Regions from separate parts of the Mus musculus genome. Here regions 1, 3, 4 and 5 are each linked to region 2. Evidence: chromatin loops called from intact Hi-C (ENCODE). Cell type or tissue: gastrocnemius. All regions are shown on one strand. Each heading gives the region's core, and the rest is flanking DNA. Links, peaks and the distances in the headings are about the cores only. Region 1 overlaps Gak (cyclin G associated kinase). Region 2 holds the start of Gm34204 (a long non-coding RNA gene). Region 3 holds the start of Gak (cyclin G associated kinase). Region 4 holds the start of Cplx1 (complexin 1). Region 5 overlaps Rnf212 (ring finger protein 212).

Region 1 (6,152 bases), core at 480-5,479, 140 kb after region 2:
CCATATTTGAAGAAATGACAGGAGAGAAGTGCCAGCGACATGTGCCATCCAAGAGGTGACAGCCACCAGACACCAAGTAAATCACAAACTGTGACAGCTGTGGAAGGAATATAAATCAACACTTTTCCTCTGGTACAAGAAAAAGAAAAACAAAACAACTAACATCAGATCTGAGGAATGCTTTCTCTCCCAGCCATGGAATGGTATTTGTCCATGATGAATGCAGGGATGATTGGGAGTAGATGGTCCAGGCCCCTGGGGCGATATCACCTGCCACACCTGTTATGGTCCCATTTGTGCCTCAGTCAGGCCAGCAGCATTCAGGATTCATGAACAGCTCCTGCAGCCATAGCCATCACAGGCCTCAGAAGAGGGGCCTCGAGCCCTGGTTTTCAAACTCAGACCATGCATCATTCAGCTCCATGAAGATCATCTTGGCATACTGTTCATACGGCTGCCCTGTGGCCTGTGGGCAATGGGGTGAGAGCCAGCCTGACTACTCAGCCGACCTTCCCACCAGCTCCTTTCTTGTAATACAGCCAGCAGGAAAAGGCCCCTAGGAGATGAGAGGCAGAGACAACCCAACCACAAGCACAAGGTCCAGAAGCCCAGGCCTAGCATCCTGGGAACTGCCTCCCTATACACCTACCTTATCAGGATGCACTACCAGCACTGCACGGCGGTACTGCTTCTTCACCTGCTCTGGAGTCACCAGGTCAGCCATACTCACAGGTGTCCAGCGGCTCTCCCCATCCCACAATACCGTGTGCAGAGTGGACAGCAGTGCACGAATGTTCCTCTCCTTGCCTTCAATCCAGTCCAAAAGCTACAGACAGCAAAGCAGACAACCTCAGGAAGGAGCTGTATTTAGGAGGCCTCCCTCCCTGCTGACCTCCCCGTGGAGGGTAGGGAAATCAAGGTAAACAGCAGAGGAAGTATTAAAGGATGTTCAGATGCTGATGAGGGCGGGTACATCATTTCAACGGACCTGGTCCTCAAGCGAAAGGTCACCTGCAGGCCTGGGGAGCAAACTTCTATGGAGGCCCTTAAGAACATGGTTTGGTACCTCTTTGTTTACCCCTACAGGAGAATAGGGCAACCATGGTTGTGCTTCCCTGCGGCCCTCCCCCCAGTACCAAGAAGGCCCCCAACCTAGACCTCTAAATTCCAGCACTGAGCCCACCAGGTCAGGCTACAGTGGTTTGTGGGCAGAACTGAGAACCTTTTCAGCCAGATACCAATTCCTAATCTCTCAATATAGCCTCCTGATCCAGGCACAGGGTTCAAAGAGGACAAGTGGACTCCTGGTAACCTTTCAGGGGGTTCTTAAGGGAATGGCTACACTGTGCCCTAAAGAAGTGACTACCTCAGCTGGGTGTGTACACACCTTTAATTCCAGCACTTGGGAGGCAGAGGCAGGCAGACCTCTGAGTTTGAAAGGAGCCTGGTCTATAAATCCAGTTCTAGGACAGCCTAGAGTTGCATGCATACACACACCCACACAAACTGACCACTACACAAACCTACAGAAATGAATATATCTAAGATCTACAGTGGGATATTCTGGCCATTGTGCTATGTTGAGTCCTATTTACTCCACTGTGAGAGCTCAGGGCCAGGACCAAAACCCAAACAAATTGCTGCTGTCAACAGTCAGATGAAAACTTGGTTTTGATAGGCACAAGTCTGAGCCATGCCCGCTTGCTGGCTCAAGGCCAAGGTCAAATACATCCAGAGTACTAGAAGCCCTTGTATGGTGCCTGCATCCCTCACTGATCTCCAGTATCCACAGGAAACACTAAGTGTAATATCAGGTTGCCCAGGAATATACTCCAAGAGCCTCCAGGTGCCAGGTCTATACATAACAAGTCTCTGGCTGGAGCCCTGGAGTCACCCACCTTCAATTTGAGTGGGTCTGTATCTCTGGCAAGTTCCTGTTTCCGCATCTCTGCCATGGTCTTTGGCCCCTTCTTGTCAGACTTAGAGAAGCCTTGATTAGGCAGAAGATCTTCAAAATCATTTTCTGAGACCTTTGGCTTTTGGGCTGAAAAAAAAAAAAAACAAAAACAAAACAACACTCTTCTAGACACTGTCTGCTTTACCTCGCTCCCTGGGTGTTACCTGATCTGATACCTGGACAGGAAAGAAGAAACACATGGCTTCCGTGCCATCTGTTAAAAGCCATTGAGAATTGGGAGGAGAGGAGCCAGGCATGCAGAGATGCCTCAAGACACCAGCACACAAATCCAATTTGCTTTCTTGGTGCAGCTTCTGTGAGCAACATAAATACAGCTGCCTTGGCTGGCTCTGAGGGAGAAACAAGTGGCTCTACCTCCAACCCTATAGGTAATTGTATAAACCAGCATGTAAATGCAGTACTTACCAAAGCTGGGCACACGGACGCCCCTCTCTTCTCGGGCCCCGATCACACTGAAGTGAGACCTTAGCTGTTCAGAGGCTCTGGGGGCTGGCTTGGCCTGGGGGGTCCATGAGGTTCCAGGGGCTGTGGGACGATTTGCCTGCCAGGGGCTGTTGCTCTTTTGAGTGGGGGCTGGTGCGCCAACAAAGCCCCCTGCAGGAAGTCCAGCAGGCAGGCCTGGGGAGACATCACAGGGCACTTGTAAGCCACTTAGCCAAACGACCAGTTACCTCTTCTGGGGCTAAGGATATTTATTGTATTGCTGGGCCATGTGCTCGTAAAACAAGCCACTATCACTTAATTGATCTGTTCTATCTAACAAGTACCAGGGATACACAAGTGTTGTGTTGCTCAGTGTTTCTTCCTGGATGAAGGTTGGATGCTAGGATACCCTACATGCACATCTACAGGGGCTCCGCATCCCCATCTGCTGAATGGTCCAGGGGGCTGTCTTGTGTGGACTCTGCCTCACAGAACTTCTCAAATGGATGGCTGATTCTTTAACTTTTTGTGAAATAACTGAAATCACAGAAATTGGAAGACTCATGCTAAGAATTCTAGAGCACCTTCACACAATGCCCCCAGCGATGAAGCTCCCTGTGATGGTGCTGTTACCTTGTTAACATCTAAAGTCACTTAGGAGATGACTTCTGGGCATTACGTGGGAGATTATCCTCTTCCCCTAAGACAGAGCTTCTCTGTGTAGTCCTGGCTGTGTTGGAACTCTCTCTGTAGGCAAGGCTGGCCTCAAACGCTGGGATTAAAGGTGTGCACCACCGTGCCTGGTATCAGGGATTATCTTAATGATAATCATTTATGTGGGAAGATCCATCCTATTTGTGGGTGAAATCATTCCTTTGGGCAGGGGGACTCTGGACTGCATAGAACAAAGAAGGGAAGCCAAGTACTAGCAAGCATGCATTTGTCTTTGCTTTCTCATTGTAAGTGTGATGTGATCAGCTGATTCAAACTCCTGTTGCCATTCTATTGCCAAGGAATATGAAAGGAGCATGAAAGGGACTGCTATTTATTTAATCTTCATCCACAGGAGAACATCTATTCAGAGTTTATTTCCTTGGCTATTACAAATAGCTCTTCTCTGAACACTTGCGGAATATTTACTTGTGGATTTTTATAGAACTATAAACTCATTTCTTTGGGATAAACACTGGGACCCTATGACATTTGCAAGTTTACTTTTTTAAGAAACAGACCATCAGTGGCTGTATCGTTTCACATCCTTGTAAGTATGTGTAAATATAAGAAACCCAATTTCTATGATCCTTGGTGATGCATGATCGCTTCACCCAAACCTTCCCCCAAAGCAGCTGATGATTCAGCACTGTCTCATGCGGGTACTGGCACGCCAGAATGACCGATGGGACCTTTGTCCCTCTTCTCATTTCCCCACAGGATTACAATTTATTCTTTTCATTACAGTTATGGTCTCAGATCTGTGCTTTTTTTCTACAAGAAGAGCTGCTCTGCCTTACACTCCACTGCGATGGGCTATGAGGTTCAGTGTATAGCTGAGACTCCTTTTCTTGCCTGTGCAAACCCAGTGGTTCCAGTTCCATCTGTTAAAGTTTTCATACTTCTGCCTTCCCCATTTGGGTGCACAGCTGGGTTCTCTAATCCTATGTATCCAACACCACAGTCTTGGTTTCTGTGGCCAGAGAGTGTATCTCAAAGTCAGGGTAGAGATTCTATACTATTCTCAATAACAAGAAGCCCCAAACATTCTAGTTTATCTGCTTTCTCAGACAAATGTGACAATGAACTTGGCGATTGTACAAAAATCTCTGCTGGGATTTTAGTGGAAAGAACATTAGACCTGCAGATCAATCAACATAAAGGGGTAATCTTGTGATATACAAATGTTTAGTGTCTGTTAATCTCAACTGCCATGTTTGAATTGTATTTCCACCATATTAGCACTATGTGTTTCTTTATGTTTATAGATGAAAGCTCTTTCGTCACTGTTTTGAGACAGGGTCTCATGTAGCCAAGGTTTGAACTCCTCCTAATCCTCCTTCCCAGCTTCCTGAGTGCTGGGATTATAGGCATAAGCCTCTACCCCTACCTGGTCTGAAAGCTTTTTTGCAAAAATCAACTATACATAGCACAGTTTTAGATTCTAGTCTTGTTGAGCTGTTCTAGTAAACCTAACTACTGCTTCTTGATCTTAGGTACTGTGACTTTATAGTTCTAAGCCTTGTTGATTTTTTCTGATCTGATAGGCAATTGAGCCACCTGCAAACAGGAACAATTTTATTTTTTTCCTTCTATCATATTTAATTTCCACTTCTTTCTCTTGCCATAGCTGGGTCTCCCAGTAAGTGGAATGTAATGGGAACATTGCCTTGCTCCTGGGTTCAGAACTCCTTGCCGATTTGTCACATCTCATAGGGTTTCTATTCCTGCTCGGAAGACATCCTCATCATGTGCTGCTGCAGACAATCACCCTTTTGGCAGCACTGGTAAGACCATGTCATTGTTCCTTGGTTGATAAACATGGTAGATGTCACTTACTGAGTTTGGAAATCAGCCTGGTGCTCCTTGAAAATGCCCCATTTGGTGGTTGTTGCCCTTTTATCCTTTGAAAAATTCTGTGCCCTAATGTTCCGAGGTTATATGTCTGTTCTTGAGAGGACTGGCTTGAGGCTTTCACTCCTCAATTGTCTGATTGGGCACTTATATTTTAAAAGTCAGTTTGCTCTCTTCTAAGCTTCCTAAGAGACTATGGAATTGGTCACATAAACATTTGGTAAGATTCTCCAGTGAAGTCATTGGAGCCCAGGGATTTTCTAAAGAATTTATTATGAGGGGGCTGGAGAGATGGCTCAGCAGTTAAGAGCACTGACTGTTCTTCCAGAGGTCCTGAGTTCAATTCCCAGCAACCACATGGTGGCTCACAGCCATCTGTAATGGGATCCAGTGCCCTCTTCTGGTGTACTCATATAAATAAAAAGAATTTATTATGGATTTATTCTTCATAGTGACAACCCATCCAAGTGCCCTGCTTCATGCTCAGGGTTTGAAGGTGGCTGCCTGTGAGGTGTTGTGTGTCTGGATGCTGCCAGCTTCCCAGCACTTGCTTTTATTCTTAACCACTTTCCAGAGCTCTCTGTAGATTCTGACAATACCTGACACTGACAGCAGAGCGTGTGCTATGGTTCCTTTGTGGTCAGTAAGTTTGTTTACCAAAATTGTCAAAAACCCCAGCATTTTGTTTAATTTATTTACTGCTGAAGAACCTCATGTAATCCAGGCTGGCTTCAACTCATTTTTGAAACCAGAGACAACCTTGAACTTCTCTGATCCTCCTGCTTCTACTTCCAAGTGTTGGAACTAAAAGTGTATCATGACAACTGATTTGGTGCTGGAGTTTAAACCCAAGCTCTTGTACATCCTAGGCATGTATTCTGCTAAGTGACATATTCCCAGTCCCTGATTTATTCGTTAAAAACAGTTTTCTCCTTCTTCCTGTTTACTATAGATTGCTCTTTTCTTTGAAACTCCCTGAGATGTCATTTATTGATGACATAGCCTAGCTTTGTTTTCCCTTCCTTCCTTTTATTCCCCACCCTTCACCCAAGAAAGAATTTCTTTGTATAGCCTTGGCTGTTCTGGAACTCTCTCCCTCTCTCCACAGATCAAAGTGGCCCTGAACTCAGAGATTCACCTGTCCCTGTCTTTCGAGGGATATGAAAGAGTTGAGGGCTAGAACTGC
Region 2 (5,000 bases), core at 1-5,000:
CTCTGTAACTTTTCAAGTATATATCTTATATGTTTGCTTTTCTAACATCACTGTCACCAAGCCAGGCAAGCTTCTCACTGTCAGGTTACCTGGTGCAAGGAAACAGTAGGATAAGATAAACAGTGGCCTAGCTATAAATTTGAGATATACCTGGGTGTCTGCTTGGACAATGGTTCAGAGAAAAGAAAGGTTAAGAAGCAGTAAGGGTGTGGTAGGCCTGCCTCTCTCAGCCCACAATCTCTCTTACAGAAGGAAGAACTTCCAGGGCCGACCAAGTTTGACATCTATGAGTTCCACTTCTCTGATCTGGAGTGTACAGAGCTGGAGCTAGTCAAATGTGGCATCCAGATGTACTATGAGCTGGGTGTAGTCCGAAAGTTCCAGATTCCCCAGGAGGTGAGGAGATATGGTTGGAGGTTCCAGAACAAGAGGAAGTAGAGGGGTGGTAAAGGTTACAGGTCCCCCAAGAGGTGAAGTGTATATGTATGTAACAGAGGGAGGGTGTCCACAAGTCCCACAGAGAATCTAGTCAAACATGTCCATCACAGTGAAGTATACTTGGCAAATATATCTAGAATAAATGATTGGATGGACGGAAAGTTTGTTAACTAGGTGTCCAAATGACATTTCTATTAGGACATCACAGGGAAATAAGATCGTTGGTGGGGAACTGTAGCAACTGCTCACCAGGACAGAAATCACATAGTATCTTCTAGCTTTGCCTCTCAGGGATCAATATTTGGAGGAAGGGAAGGGCTCAGAGCCCCACCATCCTGCTCTTACCATGGGTTTCTCACTCTGTCCTGAGTCCACCTCCTTACCTGTGCTCCCACAACACAAATGAAGAATGAATAATCTCTCATGCTCCTCAGAAAACAGAAGCAACAGGCTGATATTTCTGAAAGAAATTTTACTAAATGCTAAGGGAAACAGACAGAAAGAAAGCCATTGGGATAAAAAATATTTCCAAATAATTATTTGATCCTAAATATCATAATGGAAGGGGTAAAGGGTTCTCTTAGCCTGCATCCTCTTGTTGAAGAAAATGTTGAGGCTTCCCACCTTTCTGCTCACAGGCCACATGTGAATCAAACACTCAGGCCTTAAACCAATGGGTTTTTTTGTTGTTGTTGTTGTTGTTGGGTTGGTTATTTAGTTGGTTTTGGTTTTTGCTTTCTCAAAAGATCTCACATGCCAGGGGTCCTCTTTCCATTGTGAGTCTGAACCTTGGGAAGAGAGAGGCATCAAATTCCCAAGGGCTGTTCTTTGTTCTGGTGTGAGAGCCCTTCCCAAACAGGAAGGGGCCAGTGAGAACAAGGAACAAGGGCTCTGAGACCAACAAGATAGAAGTGGAGAAATAGGTATAACAGACTCTAATGCAAGCAGTATGAGAGGCTTGGATAGGCTCTGATATGGTGCTGTGTAGGCTCATATGTGGATCTCAGAACCCACATGTACTCTGCTCCCCAGGTCTTGGTGCGCTTTCTATTCTCTGTCAGCAAAGCCTATCGAAGAATCACCTACCACAACTGGCGCCACGGCTTCAATGTAGCCCAGACCATGTTTACCCTACTCATGGTACGTATGTAAATTGGATGGGCTAGATGAATCAGAGGGCTGGGGCAAGGACCACAGCTAACTATCTTCTGGCCCAAGGATGCCAATTGTGTGTATCCAGTCCTAGCAATGAGTGGAAGGGACCTGGGTGGGCAAAGGGATGGGTTTGGGACACCCCACATCCCCTTTAACCACTGCCTTCTGGAGCCAGAGAGCTGGGCCAGTGACAGGACTCAGGACTGGATCTATTCCCACAGACAGGCAAACTGAAGAGCTATTACACTGACCTAGAGGCCTTCGCCATGGTTACAGCTGGCTTGTGCCACGACATCGACCACCGTGGCACCAACAACCTGTACCAGATGAAGTAGGCTGTGGGGAGGGCAGGCTTGTGGTGGGCATGGTAAACCATAAATCACGCGTCCTTAGGGTGAGTCTTTGCAGTCTGGCAATCAGTACTGAGATGGACCACCTTGAAGATGCAGTGCCACATGGGTCAGACCTCATCCTACTGCCTTCTAACATTGCTTTTGTTGTGTTCCCCTGTTAAATAAAATAAACAACAGATCGCAGAATCCTCTAGCCAAGTTACATGGCTCCTCAATTCTGGAAAGGCACCACCTGGAATTTGGGAAGTTTCTGTTGGCAGAGGAGGTTTGTTCCTGATTTGGTTATGAGTTGTTTCTCCTCTGGGCTGTGGTAGACAAGCAGGAGGTCCTGGGCAGCATGGATTTATCAGTGTGAGGTGCTAAAGGACAGGCTCACATCTAGAGATGTTCCCACATGGGGCAGAATTGCAGTCATGGAGGCAGTAGCTAGGAATGGCCACTAGAGGGTACAACAGATCATGGAAATGGGCAAAGGTATCTGACCCAGGACACTGACAGAGGGTAGACACCAAGGGAAGGCAGGGATGGCCATAAGACTGATCTTCACATAAGTGAAGGCAAGGTTCGAGTGAGGGGATTAGACAGAGTAGGCCCTGAGAGTCAAAAACAAGAGTACCACAGACAACCTCTGCCACAACCCAACACCAACTTATGGTCCCCACAGAGCCTGAACATCTATCAGAACCTGAACCGGCGGCAGCATGAACATGTGATCCACCTCATGGACATTGCCATCATTGCCACCGACCTGGCCCTCTACTTCAAGTAAGAATGCATCAGAGGCAGGAGGTGTGGGCAGAGCCCTCAGTAGACATAGATAACCATGGCCAGTCTGTCACCTACTCCTCCCCTCCTTCTTGGGGTCAGGAAGAGAACAATGTTCCAGAAGATTGTGGATGAGTCTAAGAACTATGAAGATAAGAAGAGTTGGGTTGAGTACTTATCCTTAGAGACCACACGAAAGGAGATAGTCATGTAAGTAGCAGGTCCACTGCTGGCCAATTAGCCCTGCAGACCTCCCTAATCCCAGGGACCGGAGACGGCACAAGGGTTCATAGGCCTCACCACTGAATCCAGAATCTTCCTTAGCACCCCTGACCACCACTTGCTTCAAGCTCAGCTTTCCTTCTTCACCTACAAGGTGGTGACTTGGGACCAGCACCTTTCCTAGGACTGTCCCAGAGAGCTGCTGAGAAAATGTTTACTCTCTGCTCAGAAGGACAGGTAGTCTGCTGTCTGTCTGTCCACAGGGCCATGATGATGACTGCATGTGACCTGTCTGCTATCACCAAACCCTGGGAAGTCCAGAGCAAGGTCAGGACTGATGACCATCTGGACCCAGAATAGCCCTTCGCAGGCCATCCTGGGTCTGTACCTAGGGAGCTACAGGGAAATGGTGTTGGTTTTTGAAGTCATCCCTGGGTACGGCAGTGAGAGGCGCCATATGAACACTGCCTGTAGGACCTTGAGGGGAGGGCCTACTGCTCCTGAACATGGAGCCCCACTATAACTTTTGTGTGTGCTTAGGTTGCTCTTCTGGTGGCTGCTGAGTTCTGGGAACAGGGGGACTTGGAGAGGACTGTCTTGGATCAACAGCCCATTGTGAGTGTTGCTTCCAGAATATTCTATCTTGGCATATGTATTAGAATGCTTGGTAGCGCTCCAGACCCCAGGAATTTAAGGTCCCGGAGTCTTAGCCTTGATTTGTGTGGCCCTTTGGCATGACTATGGGTAATTTTGCATCTTGCAGAATAGAAATCACAAAAAATTGTTAGATTGGGGTTGTAGCTCAGCAGGAGCACCTAGGGTCTATGTGGCTGCAGAGTACATCCATTAGACAGGCCAGTCCAGGGAGGTCAAGTCAGAGAAGGGCAAGCCTAGGGAAAGGCAGGGAGTAGTGGTGGTAGTCCATGGCAAGATAGACAATGAGGTAGTTACAGCTAGGGTTAGGGCCCACCACTAACACCACAGATGGCATCTACATACATGGGAACTGGGAACTACAAAGGGTTGTTCTGACCACTTATCTTCTAAGCCAGCTCTGGCTAGTGTGAAGAACTGTTTGGAGCAGGCTTTAGGCAAGGCATAGACTAAGCAAGAAATAGGTCTTTGCAGCAAACAAAGTCTCATAGGGAGAGACAGCACCCATGTCATCTGCCTGTGTTTTCTTTACAAGCCCATGATGGACCGGAACAAAGCAGCTGAGCTCCCTAAGCTGCAAGTTGGTTTCATTGACTTCGTATGTACTTTCGTATACAAGGTGCGCAGCAGAGGTATTCCATGTTGGCTGGGGTGGACTGGCTCAGAGTGGGTTGGGAATGGACTGAATCCAGCAGGGATCACACAGGGACATTTGTGTGATCTTCACCCTTATTTGATGGGGGAAACCACAACACCCACCTCAACCTGCCCTGCTAATTGTCCCAAAACTTATGACTGTTCCCTCAGAAGCACTAAGTGTATTTCCTAAAATGTCCTTACTCACCTTGAGGTCTCACCTTAAATATCTCTGCCTCAGAGGGCCTCTTTAACCACAATGGGCACACCATCTTCAGGAAAATGGCTACAACTTGTCTACTAGGTATCTGTGAAGGTGATACCTAGTTTTTTGTTGTTTTTTGTTTTTTGTTTTTTTTTGTTTTTTGTTTTTTTGTTTTCCAGACAGGGCTTCTCTGTATAGCCCTGGCTGTTCTGGAACTCACTCTGTAGACCAGGCTGGCCTTGAACTAAGAAATTCGCCTGCCTCTGCCTCCCAAGTGCTGGGATTAAAGGCGTGCGCCACCACTACCTGGCAAGCCTGAGTCTTATCTGTCTCCAATGGCATACCCCAATACAACCTGAAGAACATGATAGCAGCCATGTTCCCACTAGCTGGTCAGGCACCGATGAACTGCCAAGTCGTTAAGTTCTGCTATTTGATCATAGAGTGTAAGACAGGGACTTGAAGAGACTCACAAGATAGTGTCCTCATGTGATGTACATCACACCCAAGCTCCACACCACTCTAGTACTCAGTGGTGACAGACCCCACATTGTAAGGTAGATGCTATGTGA
Region 3 (6,152 bases), core at 535-5,534, 200 kb after region 2:
GGGAATGGGAAGAAAATGGAAGAAAATAAACAGATTGGCAAGATGGCTGGCTCAGTAGATAAAGGAGCTTGCCACTAAGCCTCACGACCTGGGTTCAATCCCCAGAATCAGCATTGTGGGAAGAGATAAGGGACAGTTGCAAGTCACTCTGTGACCACATGCTAGCCATGACATGCCCCCCACTAAAACAAAAAGAGAAGAGAGGAACAAAATATAAAACAGGTGGGCTATAGGACACAAAAGTCAGGAGTTGGAGAGATGGCTCAGCATTAAAAGCACTCCTGCTCTTGCAGAGAACCCAGGATCGGTTCCAAGCAACCATATGGTTGGTCATAACCCTCCCTAAGTCCAATTTCTGGGGATCAGATACCGTTTTCTGACCTCCACCAATATCATGGTTGCACACAGTGCATTCACATGGGCACAGTCACAAACATAAATTTAAAAATAAAATTAGTGAAGACTTAGGACAAATTCCAAAATGAGTAAAAAGCTATATGGCTTTATGGTTCTGCCTAACAACTTATTTCACATTCCAGTATCAAATTAATAATAACTATAAAAACCGTATGACAACTAAGCTTGGTTTATCATACATTCCTGTGACAAAACCTGATATAAACTGATAGAAGCAATGTGCCTACAATGAGGATATTTATTCATTTACTTAGAGACAGAGCAATTTATTTGAGTATAGAGACTTTTCTCGGCCTCTCTGGGACCATCCCATGATATAAGGTCATCTTTGTGAACCAGAAAAGTTCTGAAGTTGTTAAGAGCCTCCCTCATACTCTTGTGAGAGAACATAAATCCCAATGGCCCATGGCCTATGGCTGCTGCTCAGGACTCATTTAAGTAATCTATGCAAAATACTACAGATTCCTTACTGTCTCAATTCAGAAAAAAAAAAGCCTTAAAATATCATATTAAGTATAAAAAGAAGAAGAAGAAAACTATGGCTTACAATTGCACTGATTATTTTTATTCCTGGCTGGGTCAGAGAGCAGGAAAGAACTGCTCTCTGCAGAGACAGTGGCTGCCCATACTTCCTGGTTTTTCATCCTGGTTTAGATGTGGCTTGAGTAAGCTTCCTGCTTTACACAACCTCCCTCTCCTAGCAATTGGAACCACGTCCCACTAGAGATGGCCTCTTGGCCAGGTGGGTACAGCACACAGCCATCTTCTCCTGGCTCCCTATTATAGAGGCAGGCCTTCCAGCTACCCTGGAATTCACACTATTTATTGTACTGCCGCACCCAAGCTGCCTCTTCCTTCTACTAGCTGAATATGTGTCTTATTTTACATTCTATAAGAAAGGAAACCAAGTCCGTCCGTCTCTTCTCTTCCTCTCTTCCCTTCTGGTTTGTGGATTAAACCTAGGGCCTCATACATGTTAAGCCAGTGTTATGCCATTAAACTATAAAATCCCAGCCCTTTTTTACTTTTCAAGACAGCATCTTACTAACTTGCCCAGATTGGCTTTGAATTCTACCTGTAGTCCAGGCAGACCCTGAAGTTGGAATTTACCCGCCTCAAACTCCCAAGAAGCTAGGGTTACAGGCCTGTGCCATCAGTTCAGGGTTGAAGTTTTTGAAAAACTAAGGCAACTTCCTGGTATCTTCAGAATGAACAAGCCGATCTGGCACCATCTTTGTCATTTCGACAGATGAAAGGGAATATCACATATCAGACTGTTAGTGGAGGTCCTAAACTCATCTCTGGCGGGAAAAGCACCACAGGTCTTCTACTAAAATCACATCCAAATCTATGCACAATCGCAGTGGAGAATAAGCATGACAAGCTACTATCAAAACATCACCTCTGCGTTTCCATAGTAAAGAAAGAATGTTAAACAAGTTCCCTGCTCCTACCAATCACAATTGTCATGGACAACCTTAACAAGATGACTCTCCAATCCTGAGAGCTACTTCAGACCTGAGTCAGGCCACTCTTCTCCCTGAACCTGAGATCTGGCATACTCCTAGATACTGATGAACAAAATAAACAAATTAATAATAATAATAATAATAAAAAGGCACAGTGAGTGCCTGAAGAAGATTTATTCTCTTGCAGAGGAGAAGAGCAACACTGGATTCCTAGCAACCATACAGAGGTTAACGACTGTCTCTAACTACATTTCCAGGGGATCCAATGTCCTCTTCTGGTCTCAGCAGGCAGTACACATAGATACTGTCCAGTGATGGAGGCAGGCAAAACACCAGTTTTTTAAAAAAGTAAATCTTAAAAAAAAAAAAATCATAAAAGAGAAAACACGATTCCATCACACAAGCTGACTACAGAGCCTGTGTGAGGAAGCTACAAACTCAGACTGACCTCAAGACACAGAACTATGGAACTGTCTATCAAACAAGGTTCTTTTTGTTTGTTTGTTTTTCGAGACAGGGTTTCTCTGTATTGCCCTGGCTGTCCTGGAACTCTCTCTGTAGACCAGGCTGGACTTGAACTCAGAAATCCGCCTGCCTCTGCCTCCCCAGTGCTGGGATTAAAGGCGGGTGCCACCACGCCCGGCTCAAGCAAGGTTCTTAAAGGTTACAGCTACGGGCTCTGTTTCCTGTACCTTATACGAGGTCACTACAGAAAAAACTCAATAGGTGAGGCACTTAGGCTATAAAAGAAAACAAGACTGTAGGGCCCCAGTCTATCCTCTACCTCATCAAGCAAGGGAAGACTCTACAGGCCCCAGAACTCAGCAGCACAAACACTGCCATCTCAAGACAGTCCTCGGGATGCAACAACAACGCTGGATATGATACAATGAATAACAGCTTATGACCCCAGAGTGACTGTGCTCACCTTCTGACCTGACTCCACCTTTGAATCTTTCTGTATATGCCCCAGATACAGCTTTGACCCTAAGCAGAGGTGGTCCTTCCAGACCCAAGCCTCCTTTACTGGATAACCACCTGCTAGCATGACCCTTGTACTACTAACTCTACCCACCAGGAAGTAAGTGTGCAACCCGAAGCAGTCTATCCTCTGCAATCACCACCAAAGGCCTTAACCCACAAGCCCCTGTGGTCTCTCTTCCTGGCAAGACCCTTCTCCGACCTGATTCACACCCCAGCAGTGGCCCTTCATAGCGATGGCCTGATTTACATCCCAGCAGTGTCTTTTCCCGCAGACCCTGCCCGGAGAGATGACTCCCTGCGGCCCTGATCTGACCCACACCTCAGTCGTGACTCTCTAGGTCTCAGACTTGATTCACACCCTGGACACGATCCTCCTTGCTGCCCCTGCTTAAAGCGGTGACCGTCACGCGCCCTGACTCGAACCACACCCCAGCAGCGACCCTCCTGGGCTGCTCCTGCCTCCCGCGGCCTGGCGACGCCTTACGCCTCACCCTCGGCCAGGACCCGCCGCACCCGCAGACGCAGCTCGCCCAGCTCCACTGTCTGCCCCACGAAGTCACTCTGATCACGGCCCGCAGCTCCGCCAAGAGAACCAGGGCCCGCCAGGAAGTCCAGCGCAGACTGCAGCAGCGACATGGCGTCGGCCGCTCCGCGGCAGCGGGAGCCAGGCTCCAGCTCCGCACTGCCGGGTTAGCAGCTGCGGGCGAACAACCCGGCCATCTTCCGCCCGCGCCGTGACGTAAATCAGAGAGCGAGTTGCGTCCCGACGCTGCGGCCCCGCCCTGACGCAGCAGGCGGAAGGGCGCGTGTTTCTGCAGAGCCAGCAGCAGCAGCAGGCGCAGGCGCAGAGGGTGCGATCCTACGGACCTCAAGCTCCTAGGAGGCACGGAGGTAGGGCTGTCGCCATCTGACCCTAACCTCATCTGGTTGCTTCCGCTGGCCCAGGTCCAGCCTAGGTGGCTAGAGCGTCGCGGGACGTTGGGCGCGCGCTGCGGACCGCCCCAGAGCCCGCCGCTCGCGCCTGACGCCTCAAGGTAAAGCGAGGCCTGGAGCCCACCCTAAGTGTCCCTAATGCCCGGTTTAGGAGAGGAGGGTATCTTGCAGACAAGCAGCCAGCCTATGAGCCACAGACACTTATGTTTTGGTCCACACAGGTTTGGGGGAGGATGAACTAGTTGCTAGAATTAAGACCGAAAAACGTAGTTTTAAAAGGGGGCGGGAGAAAGCTTCACAACGTGTATACAAAAGTCACCTGGCAGCACTGGACGCAGAATCCCGTGTGATGTCAAACACTTAGAGCTGTCCATCTCAGGTGAGGCAAAGTCATGGGATTCCCCACTCGTCTCTGTACCTCCGAGGTTTCTGAAGCCATATGAAGTTGCAGAGCCTTGGGTAGAGTTTGTGCTTTTGGACTGAAAAATGGATCCTTAAGCCCAAATCAACATCTTAACTGTCCCAGGATTGTATGCTATTAAATACGCCTTGGGGGGGGGGGGGGCGCTACCTGCTCTTTAAAAAGTCAAGTAGAAAAGAAATGAAAGATTATCATTAGTATACAGTGAGGTACGTGGTAGGTGAGACAGTAGTTTCCTAGAAATGGTGAAGTGGAAGCTTTGGATAACACCTGGAGGAATAAAGAACTGATGAAGTAGAGATGGTACCTGTAGGTAACTGAGGAGATTTGTGAAGAAGAGTGTGGGAGCTGAAAGGGCAGTGTGGTGTTAACATGATCTTAGATGGGAGACTTGAGCAGCCTAAAGCCAATGGGAAAGAGTGAAGTCTTTCCAGTATAGTGGAGAGGAGTACTGTCTCAGAATAGTAGGACAGTCAAGTCACATCCAGATAGAGGATATGTAGTGTTGGTATAGAAATGGCACCTTTCTATAAGAGAATCACTTATAAGATGCAGGGAGGAGGAAGTAGCTACGGCTTGCAGTTGCAGGTAACTTTATGTTATTACTGGAATGAAGTTGAAGGGATTTTTTATTTTTTGGTGGCTTCAGATCTCATTATTTAGAAGGAAAATAAATCTGAAAGCAAAAGGAAAAAGTAGGGAATTGGAGGCTTGGTAGCCTTCAAGAGACCTAAAACATCATGAGAAACATCATGAACAATTCACTACAGCGTATAGTGAAACTTGACACCATAAACTCTTGCTGGCATGACCTAGGACAAGTGGAAATTTCTAAATCATGTAATTATAGATCAATTTTATGGCATTGTAGTAGATGCCATTCCAAGACCATTTTAACTGGAACTGCATCTTGTGGTCTCTCGTGATCCCACCTCATGTATGAACACATACAGATTTAAAACTGAATCCGTGCTCTTCCTCCACCAACACATTCTCTTGTGGTAGTAAAAGATATTGCCCAAGAGTAAGTTATTTTATAATGATGAAGGGGTGAAATCATAAAAAGAGTGCATCAGGGCTGAAGAGATGGCTCGGTGGTTTAGAGCTCTTGTGCTTGCAGAGTGCTGGGGTTCAATTCCCAGCATCCACATGGCGGCTCACAACCACTTATAACTCCAGTTCCAGGGGATTCAGCGCCCTCTTTAAACTTCTGTAGGCAGTAAGTATGCATGTGGTGCACATAGGTATATGCAGGCAAAAGTCATACACACAAAAAAAAATTTAGTTTAAAACAAAAAAAAAAGATGTATCAACTATAAACATGATTAAAGCCAAATTTATAAAGTGTGTTAACTGAGAAGCTAATAGACCCAAAAGGAGAGAGACAAATTGGAAGTTGAGATAGTTGGAGATTGTTTTCTCAATGAGTGATAAGTATCCAGAAAATCACAGAGTATATAGAGGACTTAAATAGCCCTGTCAGTCATCTTGAATTAATGAACATTTATAGAGCAATTCCTATTAATGCACAGAATTAGTATTAATTAGCAGATACACATATTTTCCAAGTGTGTAAAGAATTACTAACCTAGAACATCTGGGCAATGAAACAAGCATGTTATCTGATCACAATGAATTTAACTAGAAATTAGCAGTGTGAAAAATGTTTCTGAATGGAAAAGGATAGTATCCTTTTATGTGTCAAAGAAGAAATCAAAGGTAGTAGTTTTGTACGAGCTGAAAATAAAAATATAGAATTTCAAAATAATGGGGTAGTATTAAGTCATTAGTAGGAAATTGATCACATTTAGTGACTTTAGTGTTCATCTTTTAAAAAATCAGAAAAATGAAATGCAAAGTAATTTAAGGAAGATTAAATACCAAAGAGCAGTGGAACAAACAATAAATAATCAATGAAACAAGAACTG
Region 4 (6,152 bases), core at 644-5,643, 120 kb after region 2:
CACTTGTCCACCTGGCCCACGCCAAGGCATCAGACCTTCATCTTAAATCTTCCTTTTCTCATGCAGTGGGGGCTCTGAAGTATCCTGTCCTGATCCAAAGTTACCTCATGATCCACAGAGATAATGCAACAAATACCACTAGAACAGAGAACTGTTAGCAAATAGCAGAACTGGGGCCTGACAAAACCCCATTGGTCCACTGAACTTGTCCACACAACAGAATCCGGCTGTCTACGTAGCATCTACAGGAAGTAACTGAAATTACCTAAAACTTTGCAACATGACTCATTGTTCCATAGTGTTCACACACAAGTCTTGGTCTTTCTGAGCCTCATCTCTAGGATGCCACTGTGGCCCAGGCCTGCCTCTTAGGAGGCATTAGGGACATGCCAAAGGGAATAGAGAATGCTGGTAAAGTGCTACATGCCTGGCATGAGGCTTCAAAGTGGGGGCTGCTGCTCCTGACAGGCATGGTGCCAGAACAGCCAGGCAAAGACAAAAGCATGTACCACACCCACATCTAGCTAGATTCCAGACCTACCCCTCTTTGGCTTAGGGTCTTGTGAAGCAACAGATCACAAGTTCCTGAACCTGCAACCATAAGTTGAGATGGTCCAGTGAAAGAGCCACACATATGCTTCTGGGCTATTATTTTCTTTCCTATCACCTTTCTCTGGGCTTGATCCATATCTTGGGGTTTCTGTTGCCTTTTGACCCTTATCTGAAACTTATCCCTCTCTTCCAACCATCTCTGACTGGCTCCATTTTGCTCTGCTCACACACACCCTAAGACACCAAAGGTCACACACACATGGAGTTTGGAGTCCATGACAAGACTGTGAGTGGTGGATGGAAAACCACTACAGTTCTACTCAGCATCATGGAAGCTACATCCCTATCTCCATAAATGAATGTAAATTGAATATAGGGTAGTTTGGATGGTGCTCAGCCTAGTATGTGGCTACTACCCTGTAGCTTCTGTCTGCTGGTTACCACACCGCCCCAACAGCTTTCACAGCACCCCAAGAAGCACGCCCCATTGCTGGTGCAGGAGAAACTTTGGGCTGACATGGAACAATGAGGGAATCCAGGCTGGCAATTACCCAGCTAATTTCAGCTATGTAGACAGCCAAATCAGAGATTTCGGTTTCTTTAAAAGCCCACCTCAGGGCCAGAATTAGCCACAAAATTAATTGTCTGTAGCAGCCTGGGACTTTCTGGGTATAACACGGGTCTCTTCTGATACAGGATGCTGGCTTGTCCCTGAATCCTGTCCCGGTGATGTAATCATTATAATTAGATTCAACCTGAGTCTACCACAGTCGTGAACTCTCAGCAAGCACACTGGGTCTCCTTTTCATCACATATGAGTGAAGTCACAGACACCCTCTGGGAGATGCCTATTTCTGCAGACTTCTCCTCTTTCCTGGCCCCAAGGTCCCCACCAGCTTTCTCTCTGTGAGTGTTCCCCTTCCCTTTTCCATACCAGCAAAAGATGCCTAGCACATTCCAGCTCAGACCCACACCAGTCAAGGGGCTCCCCTGCAGGCCACAAGGACTCTTCAATAGTAAAGTTGGTGTGAACTCTCAGCCCTGAGGGTACACAAGGGTATCGGGGCACCCAGAGCAGGTAGCTCTGAACAAACATGAATTCCACCTAGGGCGATCTCAACCTCTACAGGCTTGAGCTGACCAAACTGCCCTGCTGAAACCCATTGCAGCCAGATGGGTACCAAACCTTCGGCTCACTGGTTCAGCACCTCCAGCACCTCCTGGCCAAGAGCTCAGTTGACTGTCCTCTACCAGCTTCTAGTCCTACTGTTGCTAGCTACAAAGATGGCTTTGGGCCAAGTGAGGACAGGACTCTTTTCAAATAGTGAGTGAGCAGGCTGCCCTCACGCAACGACATAAAAGGAAGCTATATATTCTCTGCAGAAGGGGTCTTGGTTGCATAGCTATCCCTTCTTGTCCTTGTGAATAGTACTGTGTCTTACCTGGGAGAAACCCATAGAGCCCAATGCCACAGTTGGGATCACCCAAATCCTGTTTCCTAACCCAGTCCTGGTGCACAGTTTGTTCCCAGGACTGACAGAATGAGGGCTGCTCACAAGCCTTGTTAGGATATCTGCCTTGATCAATGCTGCTTGGCTCTTGATGTGTCTCAGGATGACCAGTGGGTTCCACTGCACCATGGCATGGGGACATGGGGCCATATTACACAGCACGTCCTCCCCATATCTCATATTAAATCCCAAGGCTTGAGTCACCAGGGGATTCAAAAGTACTGGGCTGGGGGACTGCCTTAGGCTTGTTCAGAGTGTAAGCAACCATCTGCAGAGCCTGTGCGTGAGGTCAGAAGTGGTCATGCAGCCATGTGTTTTCGTGCCACTGCAGTGGTGGAGACATGTCTCTCTGAGTATCAGGTGTCTGTGTATCGCTGGAGGCCCAAACCCATGCGCCCCCCCCCTTGCCCACCTCCTACCTCCCAGGGCTTGTTTCATCACGAACTCCATGGTGATGGCTTGGTTCCTCAGGAGCCACTCCCGGGGTCAGATTTCACATTCAAGTGTGGTCAGGGTCTTCTGCCTAGAGAGAGTAGGTGGTCATAGGTACCCTGACCAACCTTTCCTGAGACCCTCATCTACTCCTTGCTCTCCTCTCCACTATCCCAAGAGTCTAGGGTGAGAGGCTTTGTTCCCACACCCAGACCAGGATGGCAGGGTTCAGAGCCCAGCCAAACCAACAGTTATCTTGCTTCTTCTGGGGTTTCTGAAGGAAGCTTTTAGATGCCACTGCAGCTCACAACCTGGGGCCACCAGTTACTGGAGACTGGCGCCAGCCTCCTCAAGCGGGGGTGGAGCCCAGGGGGCATTTGAAGGTCAATGCTCCGCTGTAGCACCCAGGTTCTGGCTGCTCAGCCTCCTTGGCAGTTTTGGAGCTGTGGGGCAGGGGTCCCTCTGGGGAAGAATTGGAGAGACAAGTCCATGAATGTCCCTCAGGAAAGGTCCTTATGACTTCTGACTAGTCTCAACTATATCTGTCTCTAGAGAGACTCTGGAGGCCCACAGCAGAACTGGCCCTGGATGGAGTCCCCGTCTTCCAGTGGGAGGGGAAACAGATGACCCACTCCTGCTTCTGCATGGGGTAGGGCAACCCAAGTCAGAATGCCCAGCGTGGACTAAAGTGCCAGCAGCATTTAGAAAGGTGCTTTCTGTAATGCCAACAGCTGCAAAGACATCCCTCTTTGTAGAGTCTTTCCTATCAGGGAACCTGGTCCTGAGGGATCCAGTGTTTCACAGGTTTCTCTCTGCGGAATGAGACCCGAAGGGGTGCCAGGCAGGAAGAGTGTCCGAGAAGCTAGGGGTTCAGGGATGCCTTTGCAGCAAAGCCAATTGCCTTCTAAACTTCTCTCTGTTTCCGGGAATCGGGGGATGGGGGCTCCGCAGGGCCAGCTGTAGAGAGGCTAGGACGCTGCGGAGATTCCGCAAAGACCAAGGCATCCCGTTCTCTCGCGGCCGCCGCACCCTTTGCTTTGCTGGGCGAGGTGCCCGACCGGAGCACGGCCTCAGGCCGGAGCGCGCCAGGGAAAGAAGAAAGAAAGAAAGAAAGAAAAAAGATGCCTATGGGAAAGGGAATCAAGGGCCGTTTCAGCACCTCACGATGGACAGCGCCTTTCAGGCTGAGCAACCTTGGGTCTGAAAGACAAGGAACCAAGAGTAGGGGAACCTAGGATATGGGTAGGAGACCCACGGCTAGAAAGCGGGGATCCAGAAAGGGAAGCCCAGGAGTCGGGAAGAAAACTGGGCTGGGAAGGGGAAAGGAGGGAGCCGGTTAAGGTCGGACTGGCTGCTAGGGCGCCGGTTACCTTCCAAGGTGGACGATCAACAGCAGCGCGCTCTCAGGCCGGCGGGGTCCATGTGGCGCTCTGTGCTGCTGCGGCGGCTGAAGGACACCGCGAGGAGGGCGCGTCACTCAGAGGCGCCCCCGCCCGCGTCCCGCATGACGAGGAGGGCGGGGCTCGGCGGAGGTAGGGGGGGCAGCCGCGCCCCCGGTTCCCAGATCCTGGCCTGGCGCGCGCGACAGCTGCATTAGGGGCCCCTCTTTGGCCTGGGCCACTCTCTCCACACCGGCTTGGAGACCCTCCTGAAGTCCTACTGAAGCGCCCTCCTGAAACGCTGGGAGAATGCAGGGATGGGGTCACCATCCCTAATCTACCAACCACGTTTGCTCCTGACCGGGTTTCTTTGCTCTTTGCTGGCAGGGCGGGAGAAGGCGAGCACAGCCCGAGACCCCCGATCGAGCAAGATAGGCCCACACATCCAGGCTTCTCCGGTGTGCAGAGCCGCCAAATGTGGCTTTGGTGGGATAGAAACCCCAGTCAGTCAGGGACGCCTGAAGGTCACTGCGGACATGGATGGGCGGGGGCTCCTGGGAGACAGCCACAGCCCCGCCTCTAGGCCGCCCCTTCCCCTGGCACCGGGATTTCAACTCTGCGGCAGCTGCACTGCAGAGCCCAGTGGCCACAAGGTTGGCCTGGTATCCCTGCAGTTATCCTGGGGGGCTTCTGTGAGGCAATCGTCTTCGCAGAAGTCAGAGCATGTGGGGACACCTAAGCTGTTTTTTATTCTGGCTAGCCAGGTGGTAATTCCTGACCCGCAGAGTCTAGTGCTGATGGCCATTGCTTTAACTGTTAATGTTCCTCCTGGCTGAGTCATTCTTAAGGATTAGGTTGTTCTTGACCTTCACCCAATTCAGTGAAACTTCTTGCCTCATGAGTATTCCCCCTTCACCAACATTCCAAAGCTGCCCCAGGGTGCTTGGTGGCTTGAATTCGAGGGCTAGGGGTGGGGAGTAAGGGAGGGTCCATTCCAGACTTGCTTTTATCAGTTTTTGTTCCTTTGACCTAGCAGATTCAAAGTAGAAGAGACCAGGAACGGAGCTGGAGTGGAGACAAGAAGAGAAAGTGTTAAGCCCCACACCTTCTGCCCTGACTTCAGCCTGGGGCCCTGGAGTTAAGGATACTGTCTGATCCCACTGGTGAAGTGCCTGCACTGCACACAGGCATATGCCTAGGAGGAGAGGATCATTTAGGAAGTTGGGCATGACTCACATCAGACACAGAAGAGTTAAGTCTCCCAGTGCCCTTCCTACTGGCACTGTCCATCTCAGTTCACCCACCACACTCATGGTAAGGTTGGTTGATGCCCAGAGCCTTGTTCAGGCCCAGGACTGATGTCCTGTGGAATGGGGTCACCTGCACACAGATGTGCCCAGTCTGGCTCATTCTGTGTTTTCGGAGTCTATAGTAGCTAGCAAAAGCAAGGGCCACAGCAAGACAGACTCATTACTTCTCACCTGCTTTTCTTCTCCCCGCCACGCCACCAGATGGACCTGACCTTCTGTCAGCAATCCCATAGAAGACCCTGGGTTAACCTCTTGAGACAAAGCAGGCCAACCTAATCCATTCATAGTCCTGAGCCCAGCTGAGATTATTAGAGGCAAAGGACCCTAGGACTAGTGGGCTTCCACTTTTACTTCCTCTGTCTCTGGCTGTCTCTGCCTTCCTGTGTCTACCTTTGTCTCTCTATCGTCTCTATATCTGCTGTTCTTGTTTTTATGTCTCAGTGTATCTCTCTTTGTTTCTCTGTCCTAGCTTTTTTTCCCTCCCTCCTGTATGGGTGTTTGTCTGCATGTCTGTGGACCACATGTGCATCTGGTGCCCACAGCATCCAGGAAAGAGTGTTGGATCCCCCTGGGACTGGAGTTACAGATAGTTGTGAGTTACCATGTGGGCACTGGAAATCAAACCTGGGTCCTCTGAAAGTGCAGCCAGTGATCTTAACTATCGAATCATCTCTCCAGTTCCCTAGTTTAATTTTGTATATGTGTTGTTTTGGTATTTATTTATTTATTTATTGGGTTGTTGTTTTCAAAGAGGTTCTCATGTGTTACAGGCTGGTTTTGATATATAGGCAGTGATGACTTTTGTATTTGACCTTCACACTCCTGGCATCACCTTCCAAGTCCTCAGAGTACAGTACAATGCCATTCCCAGACTCTGCTGAGGGAAACAGGCAAGGAGAGTGACAGTCTCAAGTTTGAGTGAGAGAACCCTGGGAGATGGCAGTTGCTTGGGCTTGAGAAATCGTTCA
Region 5 (6,152 bases), core at 659-5,658, 300 kb after region 2:
GTTTGAAAGAACTTCTGTCCTGTTCAGAGAGGCCACAGCTTTTTAAGTGTTCGTGAGGAACAGGTTTGACACTTCAGGCTGTCTAGCTATCACGGTGATGTCCTAGGAGGCTGGCTAGAGGCCCAGGGTTCCTCTGGGCCTGACCAGGAGAAACACTACTGCTTGGAGAGCCAACTAAGAATGACTCAGACTCAAGGGGGAGTGTCTTGTGGTGACAGGTCAGCAGAGGTGGCTGGAGCAGAGGGCTTTGGGTTATTTGGCTAGAGCCTTATGTTCATCTACTTTCTGAGCTTGAGTCCTGGGTCTTCCTGTCTCTTTTGGGGCTTCTGGATTATTCTTTTAATAAAGTTCTTAGCTTGTGGGTGGGAAGATATATGGGTCCCTACACTGTTATTCTTCATAGTCTGGACTTATGATTTTCTCAATGATAGACCTACAACAGGAACTGCCTGAGTGCTATGGTCAGGAAAAGGCACAAGTTTAGCTAAGGATAAGCACTCTGGTCTCTCCAGAAGCATGCCATTAGTAGTAGATTCTGTGTGCTACTAGGAAACAGTGCTCAGATGTACCACTCATTTTTGAAAGCACACTGTAAGGCAATACCCAACTTTACAGTTTATCCCCAGAATATTTACAGCTAAAAATACACTCTCTGCCAGATGGCAGGCAATTTTGACTCTTAGAGATGGAAAGCCAAGAAAGGGGGAGGTTGAGATTGGACTCAGGATCTGGTCAACTCTGCAAGGGCACATGAGAAGGGACAGTGCTGGTACCATTGGAGAACAGGAATTCTGATATGGGAGCTGGGAGGTTTATGTCCAGAGAGAGTGTCATCTCTAGGATGCCTTTGAGATATGTTTGGGGAAGAAAGTGGGATAGGGCAGTGGAATTAAAGCATCACGGAAGTTCAGAATTATGTACTACTCAGGGAAATGTGAAAGAGGCACAGTATGTGCTGTTTGCAAGGGACATACTTGGATGCTGGTTGTAGTCAATGTGTGCAAGTGCTGCATCCTTTCAAGAGCCTTCTATGGAGACAGACGGGATGGGAACAGACAACTGGCAAAGATGGAGAAACAAACCACAGAGAACCAGTTAGGCCCAGAGAGGGAGAGGGAACCAATGAAAACTAAAGTAGAGGTTAGAGGTCTTAGAAGTTTTTAGTAGGTAGATCTGACTTCAAAACCAAGCATGTGTATTCTAAGCAGACTTAGATGGCAAAACAGTCCTGAGTGCTGCCTGCATGTTCATGTGGAGGCATGTCTACACAAGGTCTCCTACAAGAGTACCTAGAGAAAGCTGCTGGTATGGGAAGGGGACAGAGATGTGATCGGTCACCTACCCGCTGGGCTTGGCCCCTCAGCTGACTCCTTAGTGTAGGTGTGGAGGACTCTTTTGTAGCAGGGCTTTTCTTCACCAAGTCTGGCCACAGCTCTCAACAAGATGGTCTCCCTTGATATTTAGAGAGGCCAGCAGACTGGCGTCATGTCACTGCCTGTCAGCCTTCCCTCTGAACCTTCCTTAGAATCATGTGCTCAGCCCACAGCTCTGCAGCTACTCTTGCCCTCCTGAGCCATTCTCAGCTGGGTGCTCAGGTTCCCCTTGGGTTCCTGCCCACATTTAGGGATGTTATCCATCATAGCCAGCCAGCCTAGCCAGTGGCTCTTACATGGATTGCTGCTCCTCCTCCATACTCAGAACTTCTTTGGCCACTTATTGTTGGCTTTGTTCCCATTGTGCAGAGGTGACAGAGACCCATATCTCTACTGAGTCTGTAGCTGGGTCATCCTAGCCTGTCCTATGTTAAAAGGACACTGTGTAAGCCCTGATCACTCTCTTGTTCGCTATATACCTATGAAATACTTCCTATCTTCTGGGCCTGCTTGTGTGCTCTGCTGCTCCCTCTCCTTCTGTGTGATAGGATCTTACTATGTAGCCTAGACCTCCAAATTGCCCTGCCTCAGACACCTGAGTATTGGGATTAAGGCATGTGCTATTAAGCTTGATTGGAACAGATTATAAAAAAGGTCCACTTATTTTTATTTTATGTGTATAGGTATTTTATGTATGTCTGTACCACACACATGGAGTTCCAGCAGAGGCCAGAAGAAGAGGTAGGATCTCTTGGTACTGGAGTTACAGACTGTTGTGATCTAGCATATGGGTGCTGGGGACCAAACCTGGGGGCTCTGCAACAGCAGCAAGTGCTTTTAACTGAGGCTCCATCTCTCCAGCACCTGGGGCAGATTCTTAATAGGACTATTGCTTGTGACCTGTGGGGGTTCAGCTGTGCCCCCTGCATGCTTGGTAACTTGTTCTCATATGTGCAATGCTGCTCCATATGGTTATGGAAGACAAGCTATTAAGGTGATATCTTTGAATTAAAGCTATATAAACAGCCATGGTGGTACACACATCCTGGGTTACACAGCAAGATCCTGTTTCAAATAACAAACAACAAGGAGGGTGATGTGGAGTATGAACTCAAGCAGAAGGAGGACAATGAAGAAAAGAAGACAGACAGTTATAGTGGGTAAGGGTAAAATATTCACTGAACCTACTGAGTGTGCTATAGTTAAGGAGATATGAGATACAATGCTATTATAAGGCTGATTACCTATTAAATAAGAATCCAGTGTAGAGTATCTAAGGCTGTGGGGACTCTGCTCCATCCCTGAATGTTGAGTTATAGTCTTTAAGGCTCACTGTCCTGCTCTTGCACGTAGAACACTCCTCAGATAGCCCCTAGCTTTTAGGAACACACTTGTTCCCAGTGTGTGCCCCTGGTGTCATTAATAAACTTGGTTCACTTGGGTTTGCCGGTTACTAACACTGGCGAGTAACTGGGGAGCCTTTGCATCTGACCTCATCATTTTCCCCTGTGTGAGTTTTTTCAGTTGCCTGAACCTTTCCCAGTTCTACACTGAATAGACCACTTGTTTTTCTGTGAAATGAATCCAACAGGGACTCAGGGCAGCTCCAGCTTGTGTGGCCCAGCGCCCTCTAGTGCTCACTTCACCCACCACCACTGGCCTCTGACTTCCAAACACCTTGCATCTGAATAACCCACATCTCTACGCTGCCATTGGGAGATGAATGTGGGCTTTTAGTATTGACTAGTGACACCCAGGAGCCCCATCCTGGAGTGCCACAACCTGTGTAAGTAGTAGAATTTGGGCAACTACCTACATGTTTACTTAAGTGAAGGTTACAGGAAAAGAACAACTGGTGTTAATGATAAGAGCTGATGAAAGCACCGACAAGGGTAAACATCTAAACTCCACCAAATGTGCCCTGGAATTAAATGGCTCCCAAAAGCTCAATTGTGACGAAATAAAAATAGTGTCAAATGCTAAAAACCATGGTATCAAAATTTATGTGTGTAATCCAAAGCAATGGAAGAGTTTTAAAATTTTAAAATTGCATCTGAATAATCAGACCTTGTGACCAAGAGCTCCTCTGAGGGAAGAGTGGAGTGGGGTGAGATGGTGGTCTGGCTGCATCTGTTGAGGGAAGAGTGGAGTGGGGTGAGATGGTGGTATGGCTGCATCTGCTGAATTCCTTGGCATGGCTTTCAACACTGAGCAGCACTACGGCCATGAGTGTGCAGCTCCATCTGCTGTGCCCTTTGCACATGTCCACCTGCCCTGTGGGCTATGGTTGGTTCAAGGTTCACACTGAGGTATCATAAACACAGAAGGTTATTTACATTTCACTTTTATCCAACATCTTAGCATTTAGTCATCAGGTATTTATTATATGACAGAGAACATTTGTGTCATAAATATTGGCTTTATAACATTTTATAAATTTCTGGGAGGCACAGAAATGGCTCAGTGATAAGAGTGCTTACTAGCTGGGTATAGTGTGGCCCATGCCTTTAATCCTAGCACTAGGAAAGAAGAGGCAGGCATATCTCTGTGAGTTCCAGGCCAGCCTGGTATACATAGTGAGTTTCAGGATAGCCAGGGCTATGGGAGAGACTCCGTCTAAAAACAAAAACAAAAACAAAAACAAAAATAAAATAAAAAACCAACTAAGCAACCAATCAAACAAACCAATACCCCGCCCCTCAACTATACCAAATAACTAGAAAAAGAATGCTTTTAGCTCAATCATGAGGGGCAGAGCTCAGATGCCAGCATCCATGTTAGGCTGTTCATAAATGTGTATAACTCCACCTCTAAGGGACCCGATGCCCTCTTCTAGACTTGTCAGAGTCCTATTCTTTACACGTACAGATACTCATACAGATACTCATATAAATGAAGTAAACGAATGTAAATATTTTTAAAGGAGAAGAGTATGTGGTATGATCAAAATATATTGCATGAAGTTCACAAAGATTTTATTACAGTATTTTTACAATCAAATTGTGAATGAAAACAACTTAGAACAGGTATGTTACTACAAGATTTCTGAACACTCATCACATATTTCTGGGATCAAGTACATTCCTGGGGGACAACCATGCCTGGGTCATATACACTTCCTGGGACAGCAGAAATGAGGCTTATCCCTGCTCAGCAGCCCAAGCATCATTTCCTGAGGACTGGGAAGATGCAATTCTAGCAACAGCATCCACAGAGGTCACATACCACTGGAGTAGTCCAGTGGGCAGCCTGCCTGCACCTTAGCCTAGCTGCAGAGTGGAAAGTTACTTCTTTCTGCTGTTAATGTCTTCTACAGAACCAGACAAGTTCTCTGACAAACTACAGGCAAATAGAAAGTAAAGAAGTAGAGTGAGCACCACAACCCCCTTCTTAGTTCCTGTGGTGTTGAACTCTGAGAGATGCAAGGACTAGGATTGAGGCACATGCCACTTACCTATGAGTGCCAAATGCCTCCCATAGGAAGGGCCCACTCTCCAACAGAGCAACAGGTCTCATCTGCAACTTGACTTCAGGGCAGAACACAGCTCTGCAGAGATCTGTCCATGATACACAACACCACATAGTAGCTGGCACAAACCCTAAGTGACCAAACTATGCCACTGGAGACTCACAGCACAAGGAAGAAATGGAGATACCCTGAAGTATTGGCTCTCTATGGGGGATGTTATGTGTACCTACATTATGCTGTGGGCACAAGCCCGGCAGATGTGAATACCAGAGAGCTGCATCTTGGGATCCCTGATAGTGAGCCCCAGGTGGCTGCTCACTTTGGTTCCACACCCACATTTAGGAGAGTTTTAAAGTATCAGGAAGGATACAACAGCCAAAAAAACTCCACAAGGCTATCCAGACAGCTGCTTTATCAGAAAGCTACTTTATTTAGTTACATCATCTCTCTAGAGTGAACTCTACCGTGATATTTACCGATGAACGCATGCATGCCAGGGGCTGGCTACAGAGCGTAGATTTGTAGGTGTGGAAGGCAAGAATGGGCTCATCTTCTCAGTATCCATCCCCCTAGGGGATGCTGATCCTGTGGGAAGCATTAAGAGATGTAAAGAGATGTGAGCTTTGACATGACTTCTATACTGCTGAAGAAAACAAGAGTGCAAATATCAAGTAAGAAAAATAAGTTGAAAAAAAAAAAGAGTTCACTGATTTACGTATGTGTTTTTAAAAATTTCATGTCAGGTTAGTTTTTTTCAGAGTACCACTGACTAATGTAAAAATCTGTCATAAAGACAGGAGCCAGTACTGGCAGGAGTGTGAGGTTTCATGTTTGCCCTCACCACATGTATCTACACAAACATCTCATATGTGCACTTTTCTGAGCGAAGTCTTGGGATCAAAAAGCCGACTGAGCACTTGCCTGCACACTGTCTCTGCAGCAGGCCTGAGATACTGATGGGCTGCCGAGGTGGTCCTGTCCATGAACTGCTGACACTGGGGGAAGGCCCTTGTGTTGCTCTGCTGGATAGCTGTGATGCTGGAGGTGGTGACAGCTCCTTGTAGGGCATCTGCAATGGTGGGACTCTAACAAATTAAACAAAAACAAAGTCATAAATGTTGTTTATATCTCTGGAAACATGCTTATCCAAGCACTTACTACTGTGTGGCCTTAAAGGTCATGTGTTGATGAAAAACATGTTCTGAGTACTCAGAATGAATGAGGCCTGCTCTAGGCTGAGGTGGTGGTGAACAGGACCAGTCAGGAGGCTGCTTTTGTTCTGTCAGTGAACTCAGGGCCTTGCTATACAG

The links. Peaks named below come from ENCODE experiments on the same cell type or tissue, not always from the same donor. Only the 100,000 strongest peaks of a DNase experiment are listed, where the experiment ranks them.
Region 1: a loop joins it to region 2, with 5 times the contacts of the local background. A loop is called at or near these places in 8 of 42 quality-filtered maps.
Region 3: it touches region 2 in a loop (4-fold over the local background); 4 of 42 quality-filtered maps call a loop at or near these places.
Region 4: it touches region 2 in a loop (2.4-fold over the local background); 3 of 42 quality-filtered maps call a loop at or near these places.
Region 5: a loop joins it to region 2, with 10 times the contacts of the local background. A loop is called at or near these places in 8 of 42 quality-filtered maps.

The regions. Positions count from the first base shown.
Region 1 is chr5:108,569,491-108,575,642 of GRCm38, forward strand. Gak (cyclin G associated kinase) reads right to left here. Exons shown (of 28, transcript NM_153569.2): 25 at 2,384-2,596; 26 at 1,899-2,044; 27 at 650-826; 28 at 1-466. The coding sequence ends at 365. Among named protein-coding and RNA genes, the nearest start is that of Cplx1, 23 kb to the left of the region's middle. In gastrocnemius, for the core only: no CTCF peak of the experiment used is centred there; no DNase peak of the experiment used is centred there.
Region 2 is chr5:108,424,984-108,429,983 of GRCm38, forward strand. It overlaps Pde6b (phosphodiesterase 6B, cGMP, rod receptor, beta polypeptide), which reads left to right. Exons shown (of 22, transcript NM_008806.2): 12 at 250-396; 13 at 1,471-1,578; 14 at 1,815-1,924; 15 at 2,124-2,211; 16 at 2,611-2,711; 17 at 2,814-2,921; 18 at 3,197-3,260; 19 at 3,474-3,548; 20 at 4,123-4,206. It overlaps Gm34204 (a long non-coding RNA gene), which reads right to left and starts at 4,233. Exons shown (of 3, transcript XR_880561.2): 1 at 1,845-4,233. In gastrocnemius, for the core only: a CTCF peak has its summit at 2,376 (motif pointing right); a DNase peak (open chromatin) is centred at 2,389.
Region 3 is chr5:108,626,140-108,632,291 of GRCm38, forward strand. It overlaps Gak (cyclin G associated kinase), which reads right to left and starts at 3,638. Exons shown (of 28, transcript NM_153569.2): 1 at 3,362-3,638. The coding sequence starts at 3,506. Tmem175 (transmembrane protein 175) reads left to right here and starts at 3,671. Exons shown (of 11, transcript NM_001163532.1): 1 at 3,671-3,761. In gastrocnemius, for the core only: no CTCF peak of the experiment used is centred there; a DNase peak (open chromatin) is centred at 3,633; H3K4me3 peaks cover 2,288 bases; H3K27ac peaks cover 1,912 bases.
Region 4 is chr5:108,546,024-108,552,175 of GRCm38, forward strand. Cplx1 (complexin 1) reads right to left here and starts at 4,004. Exons shown (of 4, transcript NM_007756.3): 1 at 3,866-4,004; 2 at 2,483-2,586. The coding sequence starts at 2,513. In gastrocnemius, for the core only: no CTCF peak of the experiment used is centred there; DNase peaks (open chromatin) are centred at 2,948, 3,553, 4,000 and 4,404; H3K4me3 peaks cover 648 bases.
Region 5 is chr5:108,724,051-108,730,202 of GRCm38, forward strand. Rnf212 (ring finger protein 212) reads right to left here. Exons shown (of 12, transcript NM_001362887.1): 11 at 5,764-5,927; 12 at 5,252-5,427. The coding sequence ends at 5,315. Among named protein-coding and RNA genes, the nearest start is that of Fgfrl1, 33 kb to the left of the region's middle. In gastrocnemius, for the core only: no CTCF peak of the experiment used is centred there; a DNase peak (open chromatin) is centred at 3,004.